Linked DNA regions of Homo sapiens: regions 1 and 3 are each linked to region 2. A link is a contact called in ENCODE Hi-C data. All regions are on one chromosome and are shown on one strand. The core of a region is the stretch at or near the end of the contact, and the rest is flanking DNA. Distances in the headings are between cores, read along the strand shown. Region 1 holds the start of CTNND2 (catenin delta 2). Region 2 overlaps CTNND2 (catenin delta 2). Region 3 overlaps DAP (death associated protein).

Region 1 (2,700 bases), core at 192-2,691, 520 kb after region 2:
GCAGAGGCTCAACCTGCCGAGTGGCAATCGAAGAAAACACACTACACACCAGAATAAGATGAGGGTCGGGAAAAAAAGAAAAAAGCAGCTTCGCTTTCAGCCATTAATTACGGATCACCCCAATTTTGCATCGCTCATCTCCCATACACACGCACAGCCTTCCAAACCTGGCTTTCAGGCGGCGCTTTCTGGAGCCTGGCTGTCTATTGTCAGCACGCAGAAGCCCCCGAAACCTGTGAAGCCGGCTGCAAAGGCTTGCTGGGAAGCCGCTAAATATAGACCAAGGGGGCTCAGGGTCTGGCAAGCCGCGGGAGCCTGAAGACACGGCCATGGACGCATATGACTAAGTCTTTCCATTTTGTTCTAGCCAAACATCGTAATGACATTGAACATAAGGGCAAAAGACTGGAGGGAAGTCCTCCCCACCCCCACCCCGTCTCCTCCCGTATATTAGGGACGTCATGAATGCACCGAGTATGTTCTCAGGGTGGCGGGGAGCAGCATTGTCGGTGTTGCCCTAAATACGCTTCCTCCCGGGGAGATGGGTGGCAGGGAGGGGGAGCACGCAGGGCAGCCACTTGGTAACCGCTCCAAGAAAGGCACTAACCCCGGACCCCCTTCCAGGCACAGCGGCTTCCGAGGGGGACCTGGCGCGATCGCGGTCCTCCCCGAGGCAGGCAGAAACCCCGCAGCAGCCGCCGCCGCCGCCTGCCGGCCGGGAGCCCAGGACCACCCCCACCAGCGGCAAGAGGAGGAGGACGGCGCCGGGAGGAGGCTGCGCCCGGCCCCGGCCGCCCAGCCCCGCAACTCACCCAAAGGCGCGGCGCCCGGCGGCTTCCTCGCAAACATGCACCCTCCGCCGGCGACAGCTCCTCAGTCCGGGAAGAGGCGTGCGCGGCGCCGCCCGGCTTCAGGGCAAGGTCCTGACCTTGCCCAACTGCAGCATCTTCCGCTTTTGTTGTCTGAGCGCGGCCGCGGGACAAGGGATGCTGGCGGGCGGCAGGGGCGAGCGCCGCGGGCGAGAGGCGGCTCCCGACGCGAGTGCGCAGCGCCCGGCCCGGCGGCCCCTCCGAGCTCGGCGAGCGCAGCGCCCCCTGCCCGGCTCCGCGGGCTCCACGGGCTCCTGCGGGCTCCTCGGGGCTCCGGGCGCCGCCGCCAGCCGGCCGGGCTGAGAGAGCAGCCGCCGCGCCCGCAGCTCCGCTCAGCCGGCTGTCGCCGCGGGCGCGAGCCTGGGGCCGCCGCGGCGCCCGGCGCCGAGCGCTCCCGAGCTGCGCCCCGCGCGCGGCCCGCGCCACCTGTGCCGCCGCCGCCTCAGCCGCCGAGGGCGAGGCTCCTCCCGCGGCGCGCGGCAGCCTCAGCCTCCACCTAAACCTCGGCGGCCGGCCCGGGCGCCCGGCTAGTGAGGGAGCGTCCGCCCCGCCGCCGAAACCGGCCCCGGGTGCGGAGCATGCCCAGTGCCGCCGCGAGAGCGGCGCTTCGCCGCGCGCGTTCCACTTCTCCTGGTTTTCGCGGCAGCAGCGGCAGCCGCGGGAGAGAGGGGAGGAGGCCGCGGGTTGGGAGAGGGCCGAGCATCCTTGGGAACGCACGCCCTGGACCTGAGATGGGTGGATGCTCCGGAGCTAGGCGAAAGCTGGAAGGGACCCGGGAAGGGATGGAACCCCAGGTTACTCCGCTTCCCTAATTCACGTGCAAGGCGCTGACAGTTGACTCTGGTGGGGCAGATGTCAGCCTGCAACAAAGGACCAGGGTGCGAGGGGTCCTAGAGTGGCCAGGTGGGTTGGGGGAGGGAGGCTGGCGGAACGTGCTGGTGAGCGCAGGTAGATGCTCTTGCAGATCCTGTGATTCCAGAGCTAAGGAGGCACGAAGTCCAGCAGAGGTCTTCTCCACAGCACCTGCCCAATCTTGCCATCACCTTCCCTGTTCAGATGGCATGTTTTTGGCGGGTAGTGAGGGTTTCTCCTTAGGCAAAATCACTTCAGATTTGAAACTGGAATGTCTGTAAACTTCCTGCAAGAAAGACCCTTGCCCAGTCTGGAACTTGAGCAGATTAAGTTCTCTCTCCTCCCCTTCTTGTGCCACCTTGTCCTCCTCTCTTGGTATCTTCTGCTGCATCTCTGCCACCTTCTCTTCCTCCTTTTCTTCCTTATTTCAAAGTGAACCACTCCCCTGATCCTTCCCCACAGTCTTCCAGTGCATCTCGCATTGCCTTCTTCACGTTCAAATCAGTTTTCCATATCACCTCCTGGCTTGACTGCTCCTTGACCCCATCGGGACTTCCCCATGCGTAGCCTGCTGTGAAATACAGCAAGTGGAATCACCGTATTCAAAGTCTTGTTGAAAAACGAAACCCAAAACATGTGCCAAGGAAGGCCTCTGGGCCTTCGCCCCTGTCCCTCTGATTCAGCAGCAGTCAGGACGGGGCTCACGTCTGCTGCATTCACAAGCCAAGCCAAGCAGGGCACAGCCTGCCCAGGGGCCAGGTCGAATGTTCCTCCTAATTATGCCACGGGCATGACCCTGAACACCGCAGACTGTCTGAGGTTGTGATCTCCTCCACCCCCCCCACCCCCCCCACCCCCGCAGAGCTTGTTTCTGAAACACAAATAAGCATGACAGAATGCAGGAAATTGTAATAAAAGGGATTTGGTGCTTACGATTCTCAGTAACATTGTGCTTCTATTTTGTGTTGAAAGAGATTAT
Region 2 (2,700 bases), core at 74-2,573:
TATTTTACAAAAGCATTTACATGAAGTTTCAGTACATGTTCACTCGCCCCCTTTTCTAAGCAGATCGCTACTCCTGAGTCCCTACAGCATGAAGATTTAGGTACTCATACTGGGTTGGCACTAATAATTGTCTACCTCAAAAATTCTATTTGAGAGAGAGGCAGTGAGTGAGAGAATATTTTCATTTCAGTAAACGTAGCTAGCATAATTTTGTGGGCAGTGGCACCCTAGCCTGCATCCTGTTAGGCCAGGCCAGTCCACACTGGCAATTACTGTGCTGAATTAAAGAAGCCCTTGGCCACCTGCCTCATGCATGCAACAAGCTCCTTTTTTAAATCCTATTTATCTTCACAGTCATCTATTTGTGTCAAGAAAGGAAGCATATGAGCACAGCATCTGTTACTAGAGTGACACAATTACCAAATCCTTCTGTAAGGGAAAAAAAATTCACAATAAATCCGGGTTAGTTGTCAGGTGTTTCAGAAGACAAAACATTAGTCTTTCAATCATGGTGTCTTGTTTAAGCTGAGCATATGGTGCTAACAGCAGAGAGGCACCAGCGCAGCCTGGTCGCTGACGGGCATAACGACCACAGAAATGTCACCTCCTCTAAACTGGGAGAGGAAAGCAGGTTTCTCTCCCCAAGCCCAGCCCCTCCCTCCCTGTAATAAAGCAGGTACAAATTTAAGGGACTTCATCATTGCTAACTTTGTCGCAAATGTTAGGACCCAAGTACATCCAATGACAGGTATGGGAGAGTCCTTTAGTTTTCCCAATAACTAATTTAGCAAAGATGTAAATAAATTCAAGCCAAAACAAAAGGGTAATAATTCAAGGCAATTCATTATTAATTATTTCCCCACTACTATTGAAAACTATGTAAGCTGAACGTCTAATTTGAGAAAATCCCTTACTTTTTCCACAATGAAATGTAGACAACTAAAGGTGACCCTGTCAATACTGCAACTGTTACTTGTTTTGCTTTTTTTCTGGATACCATCAACAGGTCTATGGGATGCTTTCCTAAATGTGTCTTACTTTTATGAGTTAGTCTTTAGGCTGGGGAGAGGGCAGAGAGAGAAGAGAGGAGAGAAGAGAGTGATATAGGTGTTAGAGATTGAGACACCACATTACTCCGGAAAAGAAGTCACTGACAAACTGTAGGGAAGATACTGACTTGTTCCAGGAAAGCCCTGGCGTTCTCTGTCTCCTGCAACTACTACAACCTGGCAGACAGCGCGCCCGGCTTCGCTTCTGCTCAAGCCGGGCTGCTGCTTCCGCGTCCCCGCCACGCGCCCAGGTGAGTCGCGCCAGGTGGCAGCGAGCCTTTACCTGCCAGGCTGCCCGGCCTCTGGAGGGTGGCCGTGGCATACAGCTCCTGCGAGTGCTTGCTGTACTGCTCGGACGCGTGGACCAGGCGCTTGGTGGGCGACAGGGTGGCGTACGTGCCGATGGTGGAGCTCAGCTGGTGGATGGGCGAGGAGGAGATGGTGGACTGCACGGTGGGGGGCGAGGTCACGCGGATCGGGGACAGGCCGGCCGAGGACACGACGATGTTGATGGGCGAGCTGGTGCTGTAGGACTTGGCCAGGCGGCTGGGCGACTGCTTGGGCGAGGAGCCGCGCGGCGCGGCGTAGGTGGCGCCCTCGGGGGCCGAGCCGCCGCGCTGCAGCTTGGTGGGCGAACCGCCCTGGGGCGCGGCCAGCGGGGAGCCCCCGCGCGGCGGCGCGGGCAGCGTGGAGCTGGAGTAGTAGAGCGCGGCGGCGGCGGCGGCGGGCGGCGCGTCGGGCAGGTGGAAGGCGCTGCCCAGGCTGGGCGCGAACGGCTCCCGCGGCGGCGGCGGCGGCGGCGGCGCGGGCTCGGGCCCCGCCAGGTGGCCGGCGCGGCTGGTCGTGCCCTGTGCCCGGGAGAGGAGAGAACACGCGCACTTAGCGAGGGAGAAGCACACGGCCCACCCGGCCCAGCCCGGCCCCGAGAGCAGAGGCACACCGGGGATGCCGCGGGCGCCCGGCGGCTCTGCGATCCCAGCTGCGCTCGGGGCAGTACGCGAACCTGCGCCCCGAACTCTCCTGGGGCGGATTTCTTGTCCTGACACTGGCACAGGCCAGCTGACTACTGGAGGGAAGTCACGTTTGACAAATGAGACCTGTGTTTGCTTACATGTAGATGTTATTTCGGAAATAGCAGAAGCATCGCATTAGTCACATAAAGATTTTTAAAGCCCCACCCCGACAGGGCAATCATGATCTCCCTGGTCGCAATCACAATCTGTTTGTTTTAATGAGAAATTCGGGCAGTAAATCTTTTTCTGTCCCCCACTCCCCACCCTTGCCCCAGGTCATTTCATTAGATACACTTTCTACCTCTGAGATTGGCCGAGTTACATACTTATCTGGAGAACATCAAGAATAAACATACTTCTTACAGTTTATTCTGTTGCTATTGTCGCGTGGATTCTTCTTTTTGGACAATGAAAAGTTAAACGGAGGGAAAAATACTAAGTCAGAATGAATTCGCTTCGTCTTTTCAGCATTAAAAAAAAATCTAGAGGAATTAGAGCAATTGGAAATGAGAATGCTAAAAAAGCCTCCCTTTTCTAGATTTTAATACTGGGCTCCCAATCTTTCAGCATCTTTCTCTCTCTAGCTCCCTTTAAGAGCCCCCTGCAGCTGTGTCTTCAAACTGAAAGCCATTCGCCTC
Region 3 (2,700 bases), core at 166-2,665, 690 kb before region 2:
TTTTCCTGAAAAATGATCACTTATGTCTCTAGCATTTAACTAGCATACAAAGCACTTCCACATAAATCATTAGCTCATCTGAGTTCCTTCGGCAGGTGATGTTCTATTTTACGGAGGAAGAAATGGTGCCTCAGAGAGGCTGGAACCTTGCTTGGGGTCCTGGGGGTGGAGCCCGGGAGGAAGCGCAAGGGCTGTGCTCTTCAGTCGGGTCGTCTGAGATCTCCACCATCTCAGACGACTCTGTTCCTCAGTCTCGGGAACAAAATGCAGGGGAGGCTTCAAACCATTTAACAGATTCGAGGCAGCCGACAGGGCCAGAGACGATTCAGAACCACGCAAAGGAGGGACCGTGGCAAATGGACACCATGAGTGTGGGCTAGAGTGTTGGATGATCCGGGTTCAAATCCTGACTCTGCCAGGGACAAGCTGGTGAGCTGGTGGTTGACTTTTCTGAGGCTTAGTTTCCTTGTCTATAAAACTGGACAGCAACAGACCCTACCTTCTTAGGTGACTCTATATATGTGCATACACACACACACACACACACACGCACATACACACAGCAGAAAGCAACAGATTCTAAACAGGGTCGAAACACAGTTTCCAAATTTGCTTCTAGGCTGCCTGGCGGGCTCTGTGCTTTCCTGAGGAGGGTGGGCAAAGAGACTGCTTTTCCAGGGTAATGACCTTGAGAACTGGGCCGCACCTCAAATCAAACCCTCTGTCAGTGCAGAAGAAGAGGCCCTTGGGCCTCACCCACTGTGTGCTGATGAAAGGTAGTCACAGTGTGTGCTTAGCACTTGTGTAACAGAGAGGACACGACACTAGAGCACTGCAGTGGGAGGACAGGGTACCCTCGATCAGCTTCTGCCCATACAAAGTGAATGGGGCTGGGGGCTCTTCTCATGCACTGATGAAGGGGGTGACATAGGTTGTGGCCCAGCACATGCGCTCATTGACCGGGAAAAGCAGTCTCCTCAGGAAAGCACAGAGCCTGCAGGGCAGCCTAGAAGCAAATTCCAAAACTCTTGTTTTGACTCTGCTCAGAATCCATAGCTTTGTGCTTCCAGAGTTTACAGAAAATATATTCCCAGCTGGGGTGACTTTTTAAACATTTCCCAGTAAGTCGATGGAAAACAAATCCGTTCCTGCCATTTTTAGTTCTTGAAATACCTTCTTGGCTTGGTCTTAATTTATTTGGGCTATTAATTTTCTGGACAGCAAAATAATAATTAGCATGGCTGGTGAGCAGAGGGAAACGTCTCACTCGATTGCACCCAGACATTTCTGGATAACATCATTCTTCAGAGTGTGACAGTCGAGGCTGTCTCCCTCCTTCAGCCTGGCTTCAGCACTGACAACATTTCCACAAGATGGCACTGCTGGTCCTCTCAGCCCGCGAACGCTCCGGCCAGCTCAGCCACCTCAAGGAGAAATGGAAGCCGGCCAGGCACTGCGGGCGAGGGCTGCTGGCACCTGGGCACGAGGGTGCCCCTTCTCCCCAGGAGTGGCTAATTGTCACGAGTCTGACCAAAGGCATATAAAACTCAACTTCAGTGTCGTAAACACAATTCTAAACCCGAGAGAAAATAATCTGGAACCTAATTCCTTCTAAATTTGGCATAAGAAATTTATAACATTTTTCAAAAGGGCACAACCAGAGGTGCTTTTCTAGGTGAGAATGCTTGAGCTCATGTTCACATTGGTCTAACAGCACCTTCTTTGCAGTGAGATGCTGTTTTCATACAACTGGAATCAGCCTTCAAATCCTTCAGTGAAGAGGCTGGGACGGCAATCTGCCCCTTCCTCAGAACTACTGCTTCCAGGACACTGTGATTTCAGGACAAAACTTCATCTCAACCTGTTCTTCTGGGTCTGGGCCAGGTCTGGGTCTGTGTGGGAAGGATGCTCTCATTTGGGGGTTCTGAAATATTTCTCTCCAGGTAGCATTCCACCCACAGATATTTGGCTAATTGTTGATCCAGATGTCAAAACTTCACAGAGATTTTTTTTTTTTTTTAGTTAGGAAAGGCTAAACCCCCAAGTTCTGAGTGTGTTGGGTGAATAGGGCTCATCAGTAGATGACGTGTTCCACACTCTGCATGTAGTGTGAAAGCCACAGACTGGGAGTCTGGTTTAAACAGGAGGGAACCTTCATTTTCCCTCTAGACACAGCTCCAGAAAGCTCCTGTGTGCCCAGCACTCTTCCCATTCCAGACCACTTCAGTTTCTGGCGTGTGGATCTTCCCTCCCCCTCCTCCTGCTCTTCCCTATTGTACCCCTTTCCCTGGATGCAAAGAAGGGGAAATAACAACAGGAAGTGTTAATTACCCTTCTCACATCTTATGGATTTAATACGTAGTGATGGTCCTGGGCCACTGAGAGTCTCAAAATTCATCACATATACAGAAGCGACCACATCTGAGGGGCACAGCCCAGGCACCACTTCCTGAAAGTGAGCCAGGGAATAGGGGGTGTGGCGGGGGGGAGGCTTCAGCCTGGTGTAGAAATCCCAGACATTCTGCTGCCATCTCCACAGGAGTCATAGGCGATTCAGAACCACAGACAAAAGCAGTGTCATGGCACGTTTGAGGGCTTGGGCTTAGGAAATAGATGGTTCTGGGGTTGAATCTCAGTTCAGATGAGCAGCCTCTCAAAGCCTCAGTGTCCATCTGTAAGATGGGAATGATTCCTACTTTG

What was found. A loop is a pair of places that touch in the nucleus more often than their neighbours do. Pooled maps may share reads with other maps.
Region 1: a map of dorsolateral prefrontal cortex shows a loop between it and region 2 (13-fold over the local background). The contact joins the promoter of CTNND2 here to the enhancer-like site in region 2. A Hi-C loop is called at or near these places in 3 of 168 maps with a recorded cell type or tissue (dorsolateral prefrontal cortex and posterior cingulate gyrus) and 4 of 50 pooled maps.
Region 3: a pooled map shows a loop between it and region 2 (3-fold over the local background). The contact joins two enhancer-like sites. A Hi-C loop is called at or near these places in 5 of 50 pooled maps.

What each region holds. Positions count from the first base shown.
Region 1 is chr5:11,903,005-11,905,704 of GRCh38, forward strand. CTNND2 (catenin delta 2) reads right to left here and starts at 1,442. Exons shown (of 22, transcript NM_001332.4): 1 at 813-1,442. The coding sequence starts at 849.
Region 2 is chr5:11,383,333-11,386,032 of GRCh38, forward strand. CTNND2 (catenin delta 2) reads right to left here. Exons shown (of 22, transcript NM_001332.4): 7 at 1,333-1,897. Among named protein-coding and RNA genes, the nearest start is that of CTNND2, 520 kb to the right of the region's middle. RefSeq lists an enhancer at 2,350-2,700. Within about 2 kb of position 1,324, at least 5 of the 41 ENCODE cell types and tissues checked have a DNase peak (open chromatin) inside an H3K27ac peak, as active enhancers do; they include dorsolateral prefrontal cortex, where a contact is called at or near this core.
Region 3 is chr5:10,693,861-10,696,560 of GRCh38, forward strand. All of the region lies in intron 2 of DAP (death associated protein), which reads right to left. Among named protein-coding and RNA genes, the nearest start is that of DAP-DT, 66 kb to the right of the region's middle. RefSeq lists a silencer at 1,428-1,487. Within about 2 kb of position 1,416, at least 4 of the 41 ENCODE cell types and tissues checked have a DNase peak (open chromatin) inside an H3K27ac peak, as active enhancers do.